2 separate regions of the Homo sapiens genome follow, and region 2 is linked to region 1. A link is a contact called in ENCODE Hi-C or POLR2A ChIA-PET data. All regions are on one chromosome and are shown on one strand. Each heading gives the region's core, a stretch centred on a gene start or an enhancer-like site at or near the end of the contact. The rest is flanking DNA. Distances are from core to core; before and after follow the strand shown.

What was found. Hi-C counts contacts between places; a loop is a spot of excess contacts on that map. ChIA-PET counts read pairs that join two places held with the same protein, here RNA polymerase II (POLR2A). Pooled maps may share reads with other maps.
Region 2: a pooled map shows a loop between it and region 1 (4-fold over the local background). The contact joins the enhancer-like site here to the promoter of RPA3 in region 1. A Hi-C loop is called at or near these places in 1 of 37 single-sample maps with no recorded cell type and 7 of 50 pooled maps. POLR2A ChIA-PET finds 5 or more read pairs at or near these places in 1 of 52 experiments (GM12878).

What each region holds. Positions count from the first base shown.
Region 1 is chr7:7,716,838-7,720,112 of GRCh38, forward strand. It overlaps RPA3 (replication protein A3), which reads right to left and starts at 1,770. Exons shown (of 8, transcript NM_002947.5): 1 at 1,678-1,770. The region is part of intron 2 of UMAD1 (UBAP1-MVB12-associated (UMA) domain containing 1); the gene reads left to right.
Region 2 is chr7:7,828,889-7,832,052 of GRCh38, forward strand. All of the region lies in intron 3 of UMAD1 (UBAP1-MVB12-associated (UMA) domain containing 1), which reads left to right. Among named protein-coding and RNA genes, the nearest start is that of RPA3, 110 kb to the left of the region's middle. Within about 2 kb of position 1,448, at least 3 of the 41 ENCODE cell types and tissues checked have a DNase peak (open chromatin) inside an H3K27ac peak, as active enhancers do.

The DNA of each region.
Region 1 (3,275 bases), core at 520-3,019:
CGGGAGCCTGAGGCAGGAGAATGGCGTGAACCTGGGAGGCGGAGCATGCTATGTAAATGGCACACCTGGTCTGATCAATCTCTCGTGCCCTATGTAAATCAGACACCGCCTCCTATAAAACCAACCTCTTCTTGCCCTGAACCCGGAAACCCGTTCGGGACCCCTTCCTCTGCACGAGGGAGCTTTCCTCTTTCTTTTTCCTTTTTCTTTCTTTCTTTTTTTCTTTTTTTTTTTTTTGAGACGGAGTCTTGGTCTGTTGCCCAGGCTGGAGTGCAATGGCATGATCTTGGCTCACTGCAACCTCCGTCTCCCGGGTTCAAGCGATTCTCTCACCTCTGCCTCCCGCGTAGCTGGGACTACCGGTATGCGCCACCACGCCCAGCTAATTTTCGTATTTTTGGTAGAGACTGGGTTTCACCACGTTGGCCTGGCTGGTCTCGAACTCCTGACCCCAAGTGATCCGCCTGCCTCAGCATCCCAAAGTGCTGGAATTACAGGCATAAGCCACCTCGCCCAGCCTCCTGTTTCTTTCATCTATTAAAACTCCACTCTTAAACTCACTCCTTGTGTGTCCTCGTCCTTCAGTTTCTTTGGCGTGAGACGATAACCTCAGGTATTTACCTCAGACAACTCTGCTACTTCAGAAGTATTTACTTTATTAAATGAATATGATTTATTGTTTTGAAGTAAAATGTTTAAGGTATGCATGTATTTTTTATGATTTCCCACTTTAACTGATTTTTTTATTAAATGAAGAAATGGTCTCAATCACATTGGCTAACATGGCCTCTATTTATTTAATTCATCTGTTTTTCCCACTTTGGGGCATCAACAGCATGGAGTATTTGGAAAACTACTTGTATTTGTAAAGAGTAAAATGCAGTTTAACAAAGAAGTTAGTTTGTCATTGTATAGTTCAGGAACTCTGGCCTGGATGAGAGCATGAGTTTGAAATTTTGTCCTCAAGATTTTGTTTTTATCTTACCATCACCTTTTATGCTTAAGTTTATGATTGGCCATAATTATCAAATTGACACATTATGTCATGTGAAAATCTGTTTACCAAACTTTTCTATTAATAAACTTGATGTTTAATTGTAATATTAAGAGTCACAGAGTGCTGTAGATTCTGTTTGTCATAGTTGTGTAGCTTTTAGAGTTTAGGGAAATCTAGTTTTTAGAATTGACACAATGATTTTTAATTTTAGCAGTGTGTTGAATAACCTGTGATATACCATTCACTTATTAACTTCACATTGTTGTATAATAAGTTATAAATTTTAGATCAGATAAGAAAGTAAAACTGGTATTAATTTGGGAAGAAGAAATTGCAGAACTTGAGTGATTTTTCCAAATAATGTGTCAGCTGTAACTTGAATGTGTTATTTTTATCCCCAAGGGTATTTTGAAATATACTTATGTGAATTTCTTATAGTTTATTTTAACCATAAAACTATTTTGATATTTTTATAATGCCATCGATGATACTGTATGCATAGTGAGGGCATGGGTTGTCTGTTCTTACCACCATATTCCCAGCACTAGCATGGAACAAATGAATAAGAACGGAGTAAAAATGCATAATCTAAACTTGACTATGTGTGTCTTCAAAATAATACCTTTAAGTTATTTTGAAGGAAAAAACTATGTATCCAACAAATTCAAACAGATACTTACAAAATTAAGACGATTGTAAATGTGTGTTGTCCTCCTTCTCATTGTTTTTCACATCCAAAAATGTCCTCTTGGAGCCTCTTATCTGAGTAGCTTCTGTGGATCTGATGATGCTAGGATTTTATTTTTTCTTTTATTTTAAAGTTCTTCTGATTACATCATCTCTTTGTATAGACATCATTCTTGACAGATGGCATTTATTAAATATGGACAGTAGCAGGCAGTTAAAAAGACCTGCATGAGATAGGCAGGAACCTTTCTTTTTTCTTTCTGACTCTCAGAAGCAATACCAGCATTAGCTTTATTTAACTTCTAGATTAATTTAAAAAGAAACCTCTTTAAATTATGACTCAACAGGTACAGGGTGAAGTGGGGGAAATGTATGTGTGTTTTAAAGCTTCCCAAGTGATTTTGACCATCAGTTAAGTTTAGAAACCACTGATTACAATTAATTTCCTTAGAATTTGCTCATATATTTAATTCCAAAGAGGAAGAAAATTGAAATTTTAAAAAACATATGAGTATTTTTGGAGATGACATAACTTTCCTTTTATTGTGTTAAAAAAAGCTTTAAGAACTGTTTTTTTCTGCATTTTTATTAATTATCAAGATTTAGTGATGGTTTAGAGAGCTAAAAACACCTTTAGGGTGAATTCAGAAGATCTAGCAGATACAATGATGAAATATGATCAGCAAGCTTTAGGAGAGGATAACAAATGTGTGATTTTGAAATCTCTTCTATTTGAAACCAATCCAGAGTCTTGAATTTGATCCAGTATATAGTATGCTACAAATGGAAAGATTAAACTGGAGCAATATAATTAGGGTAAGCCATTGCATCTGCACTTGTATCGCAGCAACTGAATTTGAAACCAGCTGCAAAATGGTGACTAATCTCTCTGGCAAGCCCACATGAGAGTGTAGTACAATAAGCCAGCTTCAGCCTCATGAGCACATGTTTCTTCAACTTGCCTCTGAGCAGGTGATGGTGATGATGCAATCTGATTATACTTTTGAATGTATTCTAACCACAGTCAACAGTAGAGTCTCACAAGGGATTTCACAAAAGACTTCAAACCGACTGTATATTTTTCAGAGAGTTGAGCTATAGACAGCCATGGAAAGTAGTAGTTTTTTTTTTCACGTTAGTGACTACTGTACTTTGCAGTACTTTATAATCTTAAGTTTAGGAGGCTTTAGTTTTCATATGTGAACTGAAGATGAGAAGAATAATGTGGAAAGAAAGTACTTGTACTTGGAGCTTTTATTCTGAATTGTTCACAACAACTTACACTGATCAATTAAAATAATTAAATTGTCTAGACTATTTAATTCTGTACAAACAAGAGATGGTAAATCAGTGTACTGTGTTTAAGTGGTACACTAACCTTTCCATATTCAGAGAAGTACCTCCCTGGGTCTTGAACATTAAAGGTGTTTAATAAGTACTCAGTTTGACTTGGACTTGAGCCTTTATTTTTGAAGGGAATAAAGTTTCTTCTTCCAGTGTACCTCAGAGGGACTTGGTAAGCATGAATAAAGCCATCTGTTTGAAAATGTATGTCATTTTTGGAAAAGTGCTACAGAACCTAAAATACAGT
Region 2 (3,164 bases), core at 198-2,697, 110 kb after region 1:
TGAACTCTATTTTGTATGTGGTTAGGAGGTCATTGACAATAATATTATCTTAAATTAAGGTAGATAAAAATCAGTGGTTTTCCTCAAAATGCAAACATGGAACACTATTATAAGGGATAACATGTCTATATAATATTGATCATATAGTCATGTCACTGTCTAAGGAAATGTAAGTGTGTTGTAATAGCTCCCAAACATTTTCTTGTCAATGTTCTTTTTCTAGCAGTTCTTACCACTGGCATTAATAAGGACTTGGCCTTGTATAGGGCGTCTAGCAATTTTTCATAACAACAAATTTGGTGATAAGGATAAATTATTTAGGAAATAGATCTTTCCTGATGAACATTTTAAATTGTTACTGAATGAGCAGCAGCAATCACTTGCATACCTGCACTGAACAGCTAGTCCAGTGCTAAGAGCAATAACTCTCTACAAGTTTGGGGAACAGGTGATTTCTGTTTGACTTTAATTCTTGAATTTATTCATTCAGCATGTAATTTTTAAGCATCTACTTTGATCATAGTTTTGTGTTATCCCTGGCAATGTGGGAGGTAGATAATAAGACACTTAGTGCAAATCATATAAATCCCTGGATAAAAAGTTAAAGCCCATTTTCCTTTTCGTAAATATAAATGGACAAAAAAAGGAATGTGCTGAAACCTGAGCTAGAACTATAGCCACAGTGCTTTAGGTCTCATATAATGAATCTGGCTGAAATAGCACTTTATATTTTTATTTTAAAGAAACATACGTTTCATATTCTGACATGATTTTAAATGTAATGAACGAGCATTTTACAAAACAATTTTGTATACTTTCCTTGATGGAAAATATTATGACACAAAGGTATATGTTAATTTTGTTGTCACCAAACCTAGTAAAACATTAGAAAAAGCATGTAGTATCAGCTTCTGGATCTCCTTGGTCACATAGGATTAAGAGGCAAGGCACCCTCAAGTCATGTGTGACTGACTCATCTCTTTCCTCACATTTAATTATATTCACTAGGAGCTGTCAGAGAGTCTCCTACCTGTCCTCTCCTTTACCTTTCCTGTGCCAGGACCAGAGATCAGGCCCTTATCTTCCCTCATTGGATTTACTACAGAGTCTTCCGACAAACCTTCTTCCTTCTGACTTTTGCCTTTCTGGTCTATTCTTTACACAGCACTAGAGTTTTCTACTTTAAAAAAGAAAAGTTATATTATTTTCCCACCTCTCCCTCAAAAATCTACTATGTTATTTGTTCCTTAAGAGGCATTTGCCAGTGGACCTGCAGGTCTGGCCAAGCCCCTGCTAGGACTGTGTCTACCTTGTACGTTGTGCTGGAATCAACTTGCCATTTCCTAAACATGCGTTGTAATCACACGGCTCTCTGTCTGCTTGCTAAAGATTGAGTGTGGAATACCTTTTTTGTAGCAGCTGCTCTGGAGGTTAGCCCTGCCCTTCATTTCCAGCCTAGAATGTGACTGTTTGCCCTGGAGCCTTTCCAGGTTCTCCCATCAGAAGTTCATTCTCTGCTTGAAGCACGTTCATACTATATTGATTTTTTACCTCTATTAGGTAAAAAATTATATGTTTTGGTTTCTCTCTTTTGTATCTTTCTCTTTCTTTTCCCTTTTTCGTTTCTTTTCTTTCTTTTAACATGCGTGTTTTTCTTCTTTGCTCTGGGTGCCCAAAAACTGTGAGCCAACTTCAAAGTGTGGAAACCACAGTCATACTGATTCTTACCTTCAGCATGTTTTGGTTCATTTTCCTTGTCCCAGACTTTCTATTTCAATGGTTTTCTTTATTCTAATGTCAGATATTGCCTCAGAACCTTTGTAAGAAGAGATACAGTAGGGTTTTGAGTCAATATAAATAAACACATAGACTAAGTTCTATGAATCTTTACTTGCCGATCTTGTATCTTTCAGTACTGGATAAGTGAAGTGAATGTAAATTGAAGCCTGTTTATATCTTCCCATCTTTTTAAGTATCTGCATAGAAAAATTTGTTATTAGTTTTTATGAATAAGCCAATCACCCAAACATTTCCTCATGTGGCTACAAGAATATTTTTTAATTATAAAAAATATACCAGTCCTTAAAATATGTATTTTATTGATAAAAATCAATGCTTGTATTTCTCTGATTCTTAAAGAAGATAATATTACAACAAATACTAATGATATACTTATGCATTTATAAGGAAAATTATTTGTATGAAGTTAGATATTCTTGGCTAGTATTAATTGGATTCTCCTGACTATTAATTTGATGTAAATCCTCAAGAGTTACAGTTAAGGTGACATTAGTTTTACTCTGTTTTAGCCTCTAACCCATATTTTTGTGTTCAGCATGTCCTTATCTTAAAAGTTGCTGTCGCCAGGATATTCTAAGTATCTATATCTTACAGAAATTTATTCTTGTTATATATTTTTGGAAGTACCATTCATTGGTGATGCATCATATCAATTCTCTGTACTCTTAAAAAATTATCTGAAATACTTGATCATAAAATCAAACTAAGGAACAAAGAAGTTCTATTTGTTAGCTCCATTCTGGAGCCTGTCTTTCTGGGTACCTTTCAATGAAAGAAGTCAATGAAAGAAGTCAAAGTGGCCTCTAAATCACAGGCCACTTTTTACTCTTCTGAAATTGGATTACTTAGTTTTGTGTTGTTTTTAGGCTCTTTTTTGTTGATTACGTGAACCAAGCTCCCCATTGAACCTCCCTGGTGACTTGAGTCAGCGTTGAGAGCCCGGAACTGGGAGCCCTGATTCCCTTTGTGGCTTTTTGACAATTACCTAACTTTGCTGTATTTCTTCATTGACACCGTTGGGATAATTGCCTTTCATACCTCGTGGGAGTATTGTGAGATTAATTAATGTTTGTAAAGTGTTTTCAGGATCACGATGAAAGGTATTAATTTATAAGCATGTGGTATTATTATAATTATTATTAGTAATAGGGATGGTTGTTTAATGCAAATTTTCTTCTAAATGTAGTGTCATATTTTCAAAGGACAACTTCTTTCTTTGTGGCCAGATGTGGATACAATTAACCCTTTACCCTTTATTTTGAAGATACAATTAGCCAATTGTGTGTGCAATTAGATGTGTATGCAGTTTTTGCCTGAACAACTAATTACAGCCCTGGTAAAACTTCTTTTGAAAAACGCTGGCC